2 separate regions of the Homo sapiens genome follow, and region 2 is linked to region 1. A link is a loop called in an ENCODE intact Hi-C map of the cell type or tissue named here. Cell type or tissue: ovary. All regions are shown on one strand.

Evidence for each region. Peaks named below come from ENCODE experiments on the same cell type or tissue, not always from the same donor. Only the 100,000 strongest peaks of a DNase experiment are listed, where the experiment ranks them.
Region 2: it touches region 1 in a loop (5-fold over the local background); 4 of 110 quality-filtered maps call a loop at or near these places.

Annotation. Positions count from the first base shown.
Region 1 is chr7:25,881,732-25,889,731 of GRCh38, reverse strand. No RefSeq gene overlaps it. Among named protein-coding and RNA genes, the nearest start is that of MIR148A, 64 kb to the left of the region's middle. RefSeq lists an enhancer at 6,811-8,000. In ovary, no CTCF peak of the experiment used is centred here; no DNase peak of the experiment used is centred here.
Region 2 is chr7:26,841,813-26,849,812 of GRCh38, reverse strand. It overlaps SKAP2 (src kinase associated phosphoprotein 2), which reads left to right. Exons shown (of 13, transcript NM_003930.5): 4 at 5,676-5,783. All of the region lies in intron 2 of LOC124901606 (a long non-coding RNA gene), which reads right to left. Among named protein-coding and RNA genes, the nearest start is that of SKAP2, 19 kb to the left of the region's middle. In ovary, no CTCF peak of the experiment used is centred here; no DNase peak of the experiment used is centred here.

The DNA of each region.
Region 1 (8,000 bases):
TTCAGGGTTTCATTAAGAGTTTTTCTTCTGTATGGGATGAATGTCATCCATGCTATCTGAATCACCTGAACAGGATGCTCTGTGGGGCCACACTGTGGGGCTCCTGCAGCACCCATGGGGTTCCACACAGGGGGCAAGTGCTGACCATGGCTGTGTGCCTTCTGGTAGTCAGTTGGAACATTTACTTGTTGATACATGTATATATTTTTATCACAAATTACTTTTGTTTTTCCTTTCTGTTACAGATAGGGCATTGTATTGATGGTGTTGTCATTGTTGAAATTATGTGCTTAGGTAGATTATCTCCGAATTTCATTTCTGGGAAGAAAAAAAGACGCTTTACAGAATATCTGTTATAAGAAGGGGCTGGAGGGTAAGGCATAGGGACCGCTGATATAGGGGACGGAGACAGGAAAACAGGTGGGTATCGTGCTGGAGAAATGGGTTGGAGGGCCCCTGCCTGGGAATGGAAGCAGAGACCCTGAATACAAATAGACTAAAGCAATTTAATATATTATTTTTATTTTAGTTTTTGAGACAGGATCTTGTGGTGTCACCCAGGCTGGCATATAGTGGCATGATCTCAGCTCACTTGTAACTTTCACCCCCTGGGCTCAGGAGATCCTCCTATCTCAGCCTCTCTAGGAGATGGGACTATAAACACATATTGCGATGCTTGGCTAATTTTTACTTTTTTTTTGGTTTCACCATGTTGCCCAGGCTGGTCTCAAACTCCTGAGCTCAAGCGATACTCCTGCCTTGGCCTCACAAAGTGCTGGGATTAAGGTGTGAGCCTCCGTGCCCAGCCAAAAGCACATTTACTTTAAAATGCTATTAGCATACATATTAACTAGAAAGAAAAATATCATAAGCATTCAAATCAAAATATCTTCCAGCTTGCATCGGGAAGTGGAAAGAGTTGTGTGTTCTGAAGTTGATGGTTCCTTAACTTCCACCCTGACTCTGAACCGTAGTTTCCACACCTGTAAAATAACTGGGTTGGGTTCAATCTTCTCTGGTGTCTTTCTTTGCTAAAATTTTATGAGTCATCGACAGCAGCTGTCTGATAGTAAATCTGTCTCATTTTTCTTATCATGAACTTCATAAAGAGGCATGGATTTTTTTCATGTTATTTTTCAGTAAAAAATTTAAAGACTACTTTTAAAATAAAAATTGGGCAGAAGGTGAAATAAAACCCTGTAATTCTATAAATCTGCAAGTTTGTGGAAATTTTACTTAGCGTATAACTGCTAGGTAGAGTTTAATGAAGATGTATGAGTTTCAAATCCATCTCTACCAATCATTAGCTGCATGACCTTGCTTAACTTCTTGTCTCAAAATGGGAACAATAATTATCCCTACCTCTAGTACTATGAGATTTAAATGAGATAATGCTTCCAAAACACTTAGAACCTACCATGCCATTCAGTTCTGAAAGATGAAAAAGTTTTAGAGATTGAATGCATAACAGTGGGAATATACTTAGCACTAGTCAACTGTACACTTAAAAATGCTTAAGATAGTACATTTTATGCCATTTGTTTTTTACTACAATTAAAAAAAAATGAATTGGCCAGGCATGGTGGCTCATGCCTAAAATCCCAGCACTTTGGGAGGCCAAGGCAGGAGAATCACTTGAGCCCTGGAGTTGAATGCCAGCCTAGGCAACACAGTGAGACCTCATCTCTACAACAAATTTAAAAATTAGCTGGGCATGCTGGTGCATGCCTGTGGTCCCAGCTACTTGGGAGGTTGAGTTAGGAGGCTCACTGAAGCCTGGGAGGTCAAGGCTGCAGCGAGCTGTTGTTATGCCACTGTACTCCAGGCTGGGTGACAGAGTGAGATGCTGTCTCAAAAATAAATAAATAAAATGAAAATAAAAATTGGATTGCAATACATGTATACAAATATATGTACTAAGTGCTTAATAAATATACTGCACCTATTATTTTACTACTTGTTTTTGTTTTCTGCTGGGCTCTCATGTCGCCCATACATTCCACAGACAAGGACCAAGTACTGGGCTAGGCTGGGGAAGTTAGAGAAGAACATTATTGCTGACCTCAGGAAGCTAAGGCTCTAGAAGGGGAGATAGGGGAGTAAACAGCTGCCATGGAAGGTGCCAAGTGCTACGGCAGGTATGTGACAGGCAGGATATGAGGATTCACCTTCAGCTGTCTGTGTGCCTATTGTGGGGAGAGCCCAAGGTGAAGGGTAAAGACAAAGTGGGGGAACCGCCAGGGGAGGCTTTCTACAGTGCCTGGGGCCTGAGCTCAGGCATGGAGGACACAGTGGAGCTGGCCAGGCTGAGATGGCACAATCTGGATTCTCTGACTTGATGATTGGGGAATGCTGGTTCCACATCTGCACTGAGATACTTATGATAAGGGTAAACAAAAATCCCTAAACAGGGGACGAGATGGTACCAGGAGTGAAAATGCACAACCTTGCTTGCCCAAGAAAGACCAAACCCCAATAACTGGAAAAACACATTCCTTCCCCTAAAGCCAAGGCTCCTCCATGCGAAGGGGAGGATGGTAAGGCCCCCTGTGTGCACTACACATGGTCTAGGCAGAGTGCTGTGTCCACCGCTTGCCCCTCCCCTGGGCCTGGCCTTCACACTGTCCAGGATCTGTTTAGGGGGGCAGCCCCATCTACTTGCAGTTCACCAGTCACATGCAGCAGCACAGACCCGTTCCCCTCCACCTGCCTGCCACCCACAGTGACAGGAGATGAGATGGGAAATAATGGGCCTTCCTCTTGCCTCCCACATGAGCATTTGAGTTAATTCGTATCTGGGCCTCATGACTCAACATATTATTTTGTGCATTTGCTTTATCACAGACTAGTGGTTCTAATAAAATTAGTGCTATTCCACATTATTGGTTCACAATTAGAATTACATGAACAAAACAGATACAATCTCACCCAGTCTTCTAGGGCTAAACCATGGAACTGACCGCAAAATTTCATCTTTTTTTTTCACCTCTGTAGTTTCATTTTCAGGTTTTTTTCAGCCCTTAAAAGAACAAGACCTATTTCAAATGGATTTTCCTACAGTTCTTAGGTAGGGTGAGTGTCTAATTCAGCACACAAACTGGGACAATCATGAGAGTGAAAGGCAGGCTATTAATAGTTAAGCAAGGACAATAGCATATGCCAGAGCTGCCACAGGCAAACTGTGACAGGTGGTCACCCTATTTTTAGGGGCAGGCTGACCCTCTTCAATAGTCATGAATTAGTCTTACTAAGCAATGCTGCTTTTTCTGATGGCTTTTTTTTAAAAAAAAAAAACAACACGTTAATTTGGGGCAATCATCTCAACACATTTGAGAAATTAAAAGGAGAAGCAAAGATATATTTACATCCAGACATATGTGATTGCTTGGGACTTCCTTTGATGTGAAACCTGCAAAGTATAAGGGGAAATCTGGGCTGGCATTTCTTTATGCTTGTGACCTGGATCAAAATATGAAAATGTACTTATTTTAACCCAAGGCACTGGAAATGTTGTACAAGTAGCACTAGAGTCTCTCTCCATTCCACAAAAGTCAGATTTGAGCAAAGGGAAAGTTCACCCTTTGGCTTGAAGACGGAATGTACATCAGTAAATATGAGACTGTTTTTCTAGGAAATAACGCTTATTTAGGAACATCCAGGTATTATCCAGAGAACCTGACCTTGACTCCAGGTTGATTCAAGTGAAACTGGCTGTCTAGTATTCCTGCCTTCAACGCTGCCATCTGCCATCCATCCGTTCCGTAATCTCCTCTAGCCAAAGAATGGTTTTCCATATGAAAACTTGAGATATTATGCTTTCGGTTTTGCCGGTGATCCTGAAACACGTGAACCTGAGGCAAAAAAAGTAAAGTGCTGTACCTTTGGTCCTTAAAGCAGCAGTGATTTCTCCAAATGCGAGGGCTGCATGTAAAAGCATGCCACCACCTCCCCCCTACCATGGCGCAGGTTTGCGTGAAGACCCACTGTGATAATATACAGGACGGGATAGACTTTGCTAACTGTAAAACACCACAACAATATGAGTTATTTTTCTTGTTTGAGTGTTTCCTGGATGGAGTTGAAATATTTTGACAATCACAGATTGAACTGTAGATATCTCAACCCGTGGATGATGAATTGTGTTTTAAAAAGGTGATGCTCCACTGAGTTGTAGGTTACATATTTCTCTGTCAGAAGCAGCCCACACTGAGCAAGGTAGAGAGTGGTCTCGAGTTAGGACATGTGTGGAGTCCTGGTGAGCTCTAGAGAATAAACGACTGCTAAGAAGGTAGACAACGAGATGGTGGGAAGGAAAAAAAAAGGAGGGAGGGAGTGGTGGGGGAAGAAGGGAGGTACAGGGAGGGAGGTGAAAAAGAAAGGAAGAAAAAGAAAAAAAAGAGAAAGAAATGAAAGGTTCAGCAAGGACTCATGATGATTTCAACAGCACAATTTGCAATTCATCCTAAGGCAGCTGGGGCACCCACTCATCCATGACCATCCAAGGGAAAATCTTATTAGAATGAGGTCGTCTTTCCCCTCAAAACAACCAAGACAGAAAATGGCAGGTGAATTGGAATTGCACTCCCACCTTGCAATGTGTGGATGAGATTTGATTTCTCTCCACCGTGTGTGGTGGGCCTCGGGCACCCAAGGCTGGCGTCCACACTGATGTAGACTGAAGACCCCAATAGGAAGATGGTTGAGGCCTGGGAACTGGGCACCTCCTACAAGGAACTGCTGATAAAACAAACCTTCGTTAGGGCACAGGTGATCATCTTTTATCAAAATTGTTCTCCCTCCTATCTCATAACAAGCCTGTCTGTGTTGTGTGTGCGTGCATGTGGAGGGTGGGTGCGTGCTGCTGAGTGGGTGCGTGCCTCCGTGTGTGTTTGATGTCTCATCTGGTGTGATTAAGGGAGAAAAGGGGTGGGGGGGCTGTTCTTTGTTTATTTTGCAGATAAATCTCATCTTTAATCTGGATGCACAGAAATGTCTCATGCAAAGGAAAGGAAGCCCCCTATGCCACCCCATGACATCCATATAAATCACAGGTTTTATTTCTCTGCTGTGAGGGGGCACTGCAGAATGGAGCAACGTTGCAGACTCTCATTGGGTGATGCTTCATTACTTGGTGGAAAATCCCCAGGGCCAAAACGTTATTTAAATGTGCTATGAAAATAAATGTGATTTATATATGTGTCGTCTGCTGAGACGTTCTTCTCTGTTACTGCAGGTGATGTCGTGCATCAGGATTAGCGCCTCAATTTATCGCCGGCTCAAGCTCCACACATGCTCCATGACAGGGTGTTGTCCGCATCCCCGAAAGTTCCAGGAAGGAGACAGTGTTTGCTGAGTGGTGGGCTTTAGATATTCAGCAGTGTGGTTGGCTTTTATGGGCTGAGAATGTGTGTGAGTGTGAGCGCATGCGTGCTCGTGCATGCTGGTGTTGGGCCTGGGGCACTGTGTTGTTTGAAAGGCGCAGGGAACAGACACTTTGTACTCAGATGCATCAATTTCCAACGGCAGCAGAATGCTGTTTCTGGTTGAAAGAGAAAGAAGAAAGCGAAATCTTCATTTCAGCTTAGGAATGGGGTCCACATGTTTAGCTCAAAGTGAGTGGAAATCTCTGAAAAGCAGGTTTGGGCTAATGAATGTCAGCAGGCCTTCAATGTAAATGGGATTTGATTAGCAGGAAGGAGTGTGGTTGGGATGTTTCCATTACCAAAGAATGATATAGAGGGGCAAGGCTTGTCTTAAGGGGATGAAGAAGGTCCCTCCAACTGCCCAAGTAGATCCTTTTCCAGTAGGCTTTCAGACGCTCAGAAAACATGGGGCTGACCTTGGCTTCTACCACATGCCATGGGGCACGAGACCATTGTTCCAGACAAGTAAACCTGAGGTGGGGGGAGGTGGCAGAGCTGCGACTGGACACCACGAATGAAATATTCTACAATACAAAACATGCCACATCAGTCCTCAACATTGCCTTGCCTCTATGCCCCTCATTTTAAAGATGACAAAACTGAGGACCACAGAGGTCAATATCCCAGAGTCTGGAACTCTTCATCCTTGGAGAATCCAGGTCTTCTGCTTCTGGAATCCTTCTTCTTTGGGCATTCTTTTAACTGGTAGCAACTCATGTCTTGCCAGTCTTGTCTCTGGCTCCCCTACTCTGTTTTTCTTCAAGATTAAGGGTTTAAATGATATCTAAAGTAGGACCTACCTAGAAAAAAGACCTACATAAAATTCCTTTTAGATTGATATGGGGAAGCAAACAAAGGAACTTACAAATATACTCTCTTAGGCTATTATTTTAAATAAGCAACGGTTGCTCAGGAGCACTAATGGGAAACCGTAAAAAAACCTTTTTATTTTGAAATAAATTCAAATCCACATAGAAATTTCAAAAATAGTGCCAAGAGTTCCTGTAAATTTTTCTTCAGCTTCCCTCACTTTACCGTGTTTGCTTTATCCTTCTCTCTCTCTCTCTCTCTGTGTGTGTGTGTGTGTGTGTGTGTGTGTGTGTGTGTGTTTTATTTCTTTTCTGAATGGCTTGGGAGTACACTGTACACATTCTACCACTTTATCCCTAAATACATCAGTACACATTTCCTAAATTCATTTACACAACCACAGTACAGTTATGAAATCCAAGAAATTAACATTGCTATAGTATTATTCTCTAATTTATAGACCTTGTTTGAACTTCAGTAAATGTCCTACTAATGTCCTTTCTAGCAAAAAAAAAAAATTGTTTTCCACTTACTTTGGGATTGTGTGAAACTCGTGTCTCATTTATGGGGACTTACGTGAGAGGGTTGAGTGTGCTGAAGTTTTAGGCTGTTAAACTAAAAAGTAAACATTACCTTAAAAATACGTGTATGTTATATCTATAGTATCTTCACCTTGATAATTCTTCTTTGATAATTATGATTAAATGTCATAATGGGAAAATTCAAAACCTTTATATCTGTGAACCAAAAAATAAAACCAGATTCTGCATTCCTCGTGCATTTCAATTTGGTGTAAGTCTCTTCAATATCTGCTTGCTTGCTAGCTGTGCCTTTCTACTTGCCTGCTCACAAGATTTCTGAAAGTCTTGGTGATGGTTTTGGCTCTGAATCCAGACTGAGTAAAACAAAAGTCCAAAGCGTGTTTTGGCAAAGTGTGGTTAGCAAGGGTGATTGGTCTACAAGTGCGTTTCAGTGATGCTCAGTTCCTGGAGGAATGTGATGCTGGAGGCGCCCCTCGTTATAGCCGCGAGGAGGTCATTGGCTCCTGTGATCACATTGTGTGTCCCAAGACCCAGGTAGAGCCAAGTCACGAAATGAGAAGACAACATTGCTGGAGGAGTTGATGTTTTCCACCGAGGAGGATTAGTGAAACACCTTTATAATGCTGGTGTTGACAGACGGGACTAACATGGCTTTTATAGGCTATCAACTGAGTTATATCAGGCTTCTCCTGTGGGTAGCAGTTATGTTTCAGCCGACATGATTTGACCTGTAGTTTATCCAAATCGGTGTAATAATAAGCTATGTTATAAGGGCGTTTACTTTGCCATATATGCTCAAATATAGTAAACTTGTTATAAAACCAAGCAAATAAGGGCTTCTGTTTCTCCCACTGGAGCCCAGTGAGGGTGTGAGAGTAATCGACTTGTTCCTCTCCAAGACATATCCATCCAGAAGGTCTGTAAAAGCTCTTTATTCCTCATAGGGAAATGATTTTAGTCTTAGGAAGGAAACACATGGCTTTCTTCTTACAGCTTCAAGCTCCGTCTTGCCAGCTGCATTTATTTCTCTTGGCCTGACACTAATGAAAGGAGACTTTGATGAGCTGTTTGAGTGGTCACTCCAGAGAGAGGGATGCAGAAAGTCTCGACTTTTTGGAAGGCGCTCCTTTCGAGAACGTTTCTGCCTTATCTCTAACACACATCCCAGAGAGACATCCTTGGCTTTTGATGAAAAGCTCATGGGGCCCGATTTACCTGCCAGAAT
Region 2 (8,000 bases), 960 kb before region 1:
AATTTGGGGGAAAATGATCAATTATTAAAAGAAGGGCATATTTATTAGCATTAGTCAAATGTTTCATGAGATTTTTTTTTCAAATTTGTAAAATGTTAGTGTCTACAGCTTTTTTTTTTTTTTTTTGAGATGGAGTCTCACTCTGTCGCACCCAGGCTGGAGTGCAGTGGCGTGGTCTCTGCTCACTACAACCTCTACCTCCTGGGTTCAAGCGATTCTCCTTCCTCAGCCTCCCGAGTAGCTGGGATTACAGGCATCCACCACCACGCCTGGCTAATTTTTTGTATTTTTAGGAGAGACGGGGTTTCACCATGTTGGTCAGGCTGGTCTCGAACTCCTGACCTCAGGTAATCTGCCCACCTTGGCCTCCCAAAGTGCCGGGCAGGTGTGGACCACTGTGCCCGGCCTAGTGTCTACAGTTTTGAAAAAGGGGAATATACTGCTTCAGGTGCTAGAGATAGATAAAAGTCTCATTTTCTCCTTTAAAATCTTTTTGCTCTAATTGTAAAAAAAAATAGATTTTGCCTTAATATTTTATTGATATTGTTAAATATGCATAGATTTACTTAGAAAGCAGTTTCCTTTGACCTTCTCACTCATGCTGTTTCTTAAGTTTATTAATGGACTAAGAATAGCAGAATAAGAATAGCAGAAAAGTCTGAAGTTTGGATGATGTTTAATTTCCTTTTTTAACCCTTCCTAACATAGTGTGTTTTCTGTTGAACGATAACTCCACAGTGAAATCTGAGGAAATAATTCACAGCTTTTTCCTTCGACCACCTACCCCCACCATTGGCCTTGTAAAAATGTCTTAAGCATGTTTGAAATGATGGGACCTGTAGTAGTAGAAGTATATTTCACAGGCAGTGCTTGAAAAATGGTTTTTTCTTATTTTAAAGCTCTGCCCCAGTTTTGTGCCAGAAGTTGTCTTTAGTATTTGCATGCCCTCCTATTGTAGAAGAATTATGAGGAGAATCTTCCTTTCATTGACCTAGATTCTTCAGAGCCTTAAGAATGAAACTTTTCCTGAAGAAATGACAAGTTAAATGCTTAATTATGTATATTTAGCTATATATTATTACTTGAAAAATTAGACAAGTGAACTATGTAGAGAATTAGAAATTAATTTATTTTCATTAGAGTAATTTTTCCCCATTTGTCTTCCAGTAAGAAGGAATGGTTATCACTCAGATTTTAGGTACAGGTTTAGTAGTATCCCTTATCCAAAGTTCTTGGGACCAGAAGTGTTTCAGATTTTGGATTTTGGGACATTTGCATATATATAATGAGCTATCTTGGGGGACGGAACCTAAGTGTGACACTAAATTCATTTATGTTTCATATACACCTTGTAATTTTGTGCATGAACTAAAGTTTGCGTACATTGAACCATCAGAAAGCAAAGATGTTAGGCATGGAATTTTCCATTTGTGTTGTCATACTGACACTCAAAAAGTTTTGGATTTTGGAACATTTTGGAGTTCTGTTGATTTAGGGATGTTCAACCTGTATATTACTTCATTTCCTGTTTACCTGATTGTGTTTAAAATAGGACTGTTTTGAAAAAACAAGCAACAAATTGGGTAAATCAGCTTCAGTGGTTGTAGAGATTATGACTGTTCAGTTGTTGTTGGGCTACATCTCTAGGCATTTGGGAAAATGTTAATTGATAATGAACCATATCAGAAAGAATGGCTAATAGTAATTTGATCCCAGCTAGTATAAATTTAAAAATGTTTTTCAGAAAAATATGCTGCTGTAGTATGATTAAACCTTGAGTTTGTTGCAATGTTTGTTACTACTGAAATTATAGGAAGGTAAGTCTTGGATCATTGTCTTTTATTCTGTTAACTTTGTATCGTTAATTAAACTTTTGAAAGTTGTGGGATAAATCAAATGCTTTTCTAGGGAAACAAGAAACAGTATTAATGAGCAACAACCCCATCATTATCCTTGTGAGTACATAACAGGGACACATTCATGTCTTTTCTTTGTGCAATAACTTTTACAAAGAAGTATTTTTAAACTGATCATTAATTTTATGACCACAGAAATGAGATGCAAAATTTATGCTATTGTCAGTGGCACAGGCTCACAGCACCACTGACATTTTGTGTGATTGTAATAGAATGGCTGCCAACTAATGATTCTGTAGACATTTCATTTGAGTGTGCTTTTCTTTAGATGTGTGATTAGCTGTAATGCTTTCACTTATGTCTGTAAATTATATTGGATATGTTTACCTGATGCCTATTGTTGATTTGGAGTTCAGTTTTGTATTACATAAATGCAAGTTGAACTTTTTTTTTTTTAATTTATCGAAGTCTTTGCAGGTATAACTACAAATACTCAGCCCCTGGGGAGGAAAAATGCTTTGCACTACTCAACAGTAACCCCTGCGTTCAGTTAAAACTCCTTATAAGACAGCAGCTTTTACTCTTTATTGGGTCGAAAAAAAAATTAGGGGGGAGGAAAAGGGATGGACCATCACTGGAACAATGGTAAGATGAAGAAGACCATCTTGAAAAATGATGTGTCCTTTCCACTTAATGCAGGTTAAAAAGGGGCTATCCCTGTATATATAGCATATAGATTCTTTGCTCTCTGAGTTAATTCAAAGGATTATGGGGAGAAAAAAATAAGGAAGAAGTGAAGCCAGTAGCAGTACTTAATTCATTTTGTCTTAGGTAAATGTAAACATCACACTGATTTAAAAAAAAAAATACTTGCAGTGAGCTGCAATTCTTAGAATGGGTAAGTTGAAGACAATTTCATTTTAATATATAACCCAAAAGCGTTTTATTTTTATTTTGATTTTTTGAGACAGAGTCTCTGTTGCCCAGGCTGGAGTGCAGTGGCATAATCTTGGCCCACTGCAGTGGCATGATCTTGGCTCACCGCCTCCCAGGTTCAAGCAGTTCTCCCTGCCTCAGCCTCCCGAGTAGCTGGGATTACAGGTGCCTGCCATCATGCCCGGCTAACTTTTGTATATTTAGTGGAGACGGGGTTTTGCCATGTTGGCCAGGCTGGTCTCAAACTCCTGAGCTCAGGTGATCCACCTGCCTTGGCCTCCCACAGTGCTGGGATTACAGGCGTGAGCCACCGCACCCGGTCTATTTTTTAAAATAAAAACCGAAACCATGACTTTCTATAAAAGTCAAAACCATGACTTTCATAAAAACCAAACCATGAAAGCCTCTCAGGTCTTTCACCTGTTAGTGATCAGTTTGTGTAGAATAAATACTCTTTACTTTGAGTTTATAGCTTTAGTAATGAACTGTTGATATGTATGTATATATTTATACATATTCGTTGAATATAGAATCGTGTTTGCATTTGTGTGTATGTGTATATAAATGCATATATACACATATATATATGCACACATAATAATGGATGTTATCAAAGGATAATAAACTACTTCTAATTTTAAAAACTAAGTTTTAATTTTTTCTGTTTACTTCCACCTAGAATTTAATATAATTTAAGCCTGAATATCTGAATTTTTTTCAAAATCTTTGCTATATATTATTTGGTTTCACTGTTGGTTTTAAATAGTTATAATAGCAAAATATGCCACATGCTAAGTTCTAGTAATGTTTTTGAAGTATCCTAATACTTTTTTTTGCAGCAAGATTTTTTTTGTGTGAGATATGAAATATTCTTGGAAAATTCATACCACAAAAATTCTTAATTTCATTAAGAATGTAAAGATACTCTAACAACTAAGAGTAACTGAGAATTTCTTGATCCCTACTGGTACATATTCCATGAACTGTTGTAACATGATCAAAATATGTTTACTAGCACTTTATGAAGTTCCTTCCTACCTTATATTTGAAATCAGAGCACTCTTCTTTTGTTAAAAAAATTTTTTTTTAGAGATGGGGTCTTGGTCTGTTGCCCAGGCTGGAATGCAGTGGTGCAGTTATAGCTCACTGCAGCCTCAAACTCCTGGGCTCAAGCGGTCCTCTTACCTCAGCCTCCCACAGATGTGACTATAGGTGCAGGCCACCACACCCGGCTAATTGTTTTTATTTTTATTTAGAGATGTGGTCTTGCTATGTTGCCCAGCCTGGTGTCTAATTCCTGGCCACAAGCGATCTTCTGGCCTCAAGCATGCTGAGTAGCTGAGATTACAGGCGTGAGCACTGCCACCAGCCTAGCACTCTTCTTTTCATAAGAGAAATATTGTAAGGGATCATTGAGTGTTCTGAAAAGGACTTTGAACATCTGAAAAGAAAGAGAAATTAAGTTCCAAAGAATGAGTAGTATTTATGTGTTCCTTAGAATTTTAACTGTGGGAGTAACATCACCATATTTACTGTACCTAGTAGTAGAATCCCTAAGGATGACAATATAGCCATCTCTATGTTCTGCCCTTATCATCTTAATGAGAGATGTCTCTGATGACAGTTGCTCACAAAGTGGCAAAATTATAAGGAAATAGGAATATGTATTTTTAAAAAATTATTTGGACAGTGTTGTCTTGAGAGAGGCTATTTTCTCTACCAAAAATGTGGTAACAAATAGGGTGACACCCATCAAATGGGTGTCAGAGGACAAAGATACCCTTTTGGAGAGACAAGTAGCATTAATCTGAATCTGCCAGGAACTGTGGTTCAAAAGTAATACTATAGGCACTCTGCGGTTCCTATGGGGATTTTCCTTGTGCTTTAAGGGTAATCCCTGAGGTGGCTGTTTTTCTGTCAGGTAACTTGAATTCAACAGTCAAATACTTAATGTAGAATTAAGCATACTTTTTTCTTTGTTGTGAAATCCGGGTGACAAATGAATGCTTATGTGTAACTGGGCTAGCAAATATTTGTGTTTTTTTAAAAAAATTATTTTAAATGATTATATGGAAAAAATTGAAACCACAAGATCTTGTGGAGATTAATTAGCCTAAAATAGAAAAGTCAATCAAAAAATCGACCAACGAACCTAGGATTTGAAAATCAAGTTGGAAACTGGCCAGAACATTAAAAAGTAATAACATACCATTGAATGAAACTGAAAGTGTCTAGTTTGTAAATTACCCTTACTTGAATTTAAAAAGATTATGAAAATTTTAAAGCAGTTTTTTCTATAAAAGATTTTAAAAGATTTGTGCTCTGGAAAATGCAACAGATTATTTTTAATCCTCTCTAAAAATGTATAAAATGTATAAAAATGTATAAAATGATTTTATACAAAATATTCATACAGCTTCAAATTATTAGTTTCTCATCATAATTTTTCAAATTATTGAATAGGTAAATGGAATTACTTGTATTATGTTTTCTGTTGTGCTTCCTGGGTTTTGTTGTTGTTGTTGTTACTGTTATCTTGGTTTTGTTCGTTTGGATATACACTCTGTTTTACCCTGCTTCTACTTTTTGGATTCTTCTTTGTAGAGATCATCATAATTTTGGACTATATCCTTTTGTGTCATAAATAAGCAATTGTATAATGACCTTCAAAAATTCTTACTATATCTAAGTTACAATGGCTATAAAATAAAATAAGACCTGTTTTTACCTAGTTTTAAAAGTTTTCTTTGTTTTTCCATGACAATGACTCAATTTACTAGTAGAATTTACCTCTTCTAACAAAGTAACATTAACATTAAGTAACATTACTTTAAATGGCTAAAGTATAAAAGGCAGTTCTCTGATTTTTTTTTTTTTTAACAGGTGATGCAGAAGATGGGGAAGAATATGATGACCCTTTTGCTGGGCCTCCAGACACTATTTCATTAGCCTCAGAACGATATGATAAAGACGATGAAGCCCCCTCTGATGGTATGTGACATTTTCCCACGTAACTCTGACACTCACACAAAACAATGCTATATATATGGGTGGTAGTTTTATGAGAAAGCAGATGAACATAGAGGCTTCGGTTAACTTACCTTTACCAAAACCTTTTAAGGAACAGAAGAGCTCTCTCTAGTGGTTCTGGTGAGGTTTTCCTAAGTATGTAGTTGGTTCTTTTTCTTGGAAATTTTCTTTACTAAAATTTTTGAGAGAGTGCCTGTATCATCATATGAATATTATTAGTAACAGTTTGATAGTTAATTTAATATTATCAGATTCTTGCTTAATTTTATTATGCTACTTGAAGGCTTACTGTATTATTTATTTTATAAATAATAAAAAAGATTTTTGATCTATTTTTTTCTGAAAACTTTATACAAAATGAGTTAATAAAATATTAAGTTAATTTTCCGACATTGCCTCTTCACACTGAGACAGGTTTTTATCAAATGCTTCTTTTAATGCGCATTTTCATTTTTATATTGTCACTTAAAAGTGGACCATATTATGCAGTAATATTGCAGTGTTTGTATTAACTGAATTAGTAATAAATTTATCTCTTAGTAATTTCTAAAAGCTATTGAATGTTGCCAAAGTTATGAAACTTGTTTTTAGTGTAGTATGTACTTTCTCTGTTATAGCCATTGAGTACATCTGCATTATAGAAACCTTATAAGGGTAATATATAGTTATAAATTAAGAATGTGTATCAATAAATTAGTCATGCATATTAATTTGTAGCACTCAAAGTTTCACATAGACATAGAAATGAATAATACCTTCTGCCACTATGTGATGATCAAACTGTGCAGTTCCATCTCTAAATACAATTGCTGAATGAAAATATGCTTCCTGCAACAGAGCACTCCACATTTTATGTTATCCAGATTATTCCCTTTGGAAACATAAATTGCTTTTATGAGGTATAAAATTATGTCTGTTGCAGAACGGGGATAAGTCAAGTACATGCATAAGTGATAAACATTCTAACCAGTGATTCAGTACAAAACAATCTTTTTTTATATCCAGAACTTTGTACAAAGTGTAGCAATAATAGTCATATCTATTTTATGTTGAATTTTATGCTTCGGCAAACATTTAATTTCTATTTTTAAAGGGAGGGTTTTTTTTTGCTGTTATATTCACTTTCTATCTTTTAAAGAGATAAGCATTTCTTTTCTCTTCACCAAAACAGAGCATTACCCTTTCCAACCTCATCTTCAAAAGCATTTCTACTAGAAAATGTTTTATAATCAAAGAAATAATATTTTCAGGCAAAACAATGAATTATTATTTAAGTGGTACTATTTTTCAGACACATTACAATTGCTTTATTTCTCTGTAAAATGTTGGTATATATGAATGTATGTGTGTATACACATACACAGACAGAATATTTATACTAAGAGAGACATACGGAGAATATATTCATAGACTATATAGACATAGTTTCTTAAAATAGCATAAACATTTTGATATACAGGGGAGTGCTATGTGTATTCTTGAAAAATTTGCAACCTAAAAAGAAATTCAACAATTAAATATCTATGAGAGCCAGAAATCTTCCAGTAGCTTGTTAGAAAAAGTAAATTATTATTAAATTATAGTGCATTTACATTATTGTTTTCTTTTTAATAGTAAATAATTTATCATATATTTTTATAACAAAATATTCAGGAAATACACTAAAAGATTGTTGTTAAAAGGTTATTTTATTGATTTTAAATATTATTTAATAACATTTATATGTAACATCAAGTTTTTTTGTTAATAGTGCCTATTCATTAGTGTTTAAGCAATTCTTGAGCAGATTAAAACTTTTACCTGTAGTATTACTCATTTTTGATATATAAATAATACTGTTTTTGATACTTTCACATTTTCTTCTAAGAATATCATTATTAAAATTAATTTTTAAACTACCACTTGGACATTTAATATTCACTCTAAAATATCATCTCAATGTATCAGTTTTTCTCTCTTCAACTTAGATTTTGTGTGTGTTCTCTTTCCTTTGATGAATAAATTTGCTTCATTATGTGACCTCAGTCCAATAATATATTAATTATAAAAAAGATAATGCATTTAACAATAAGCATAACCGAATTAGCACAGGTCACCAAAAGGCCTTTTGTCAAATCAGATTGTTGTTTTGTCCTTTTGACTTTTACCTTATGGAAGGCACTAAGAAAGTATCTAAAC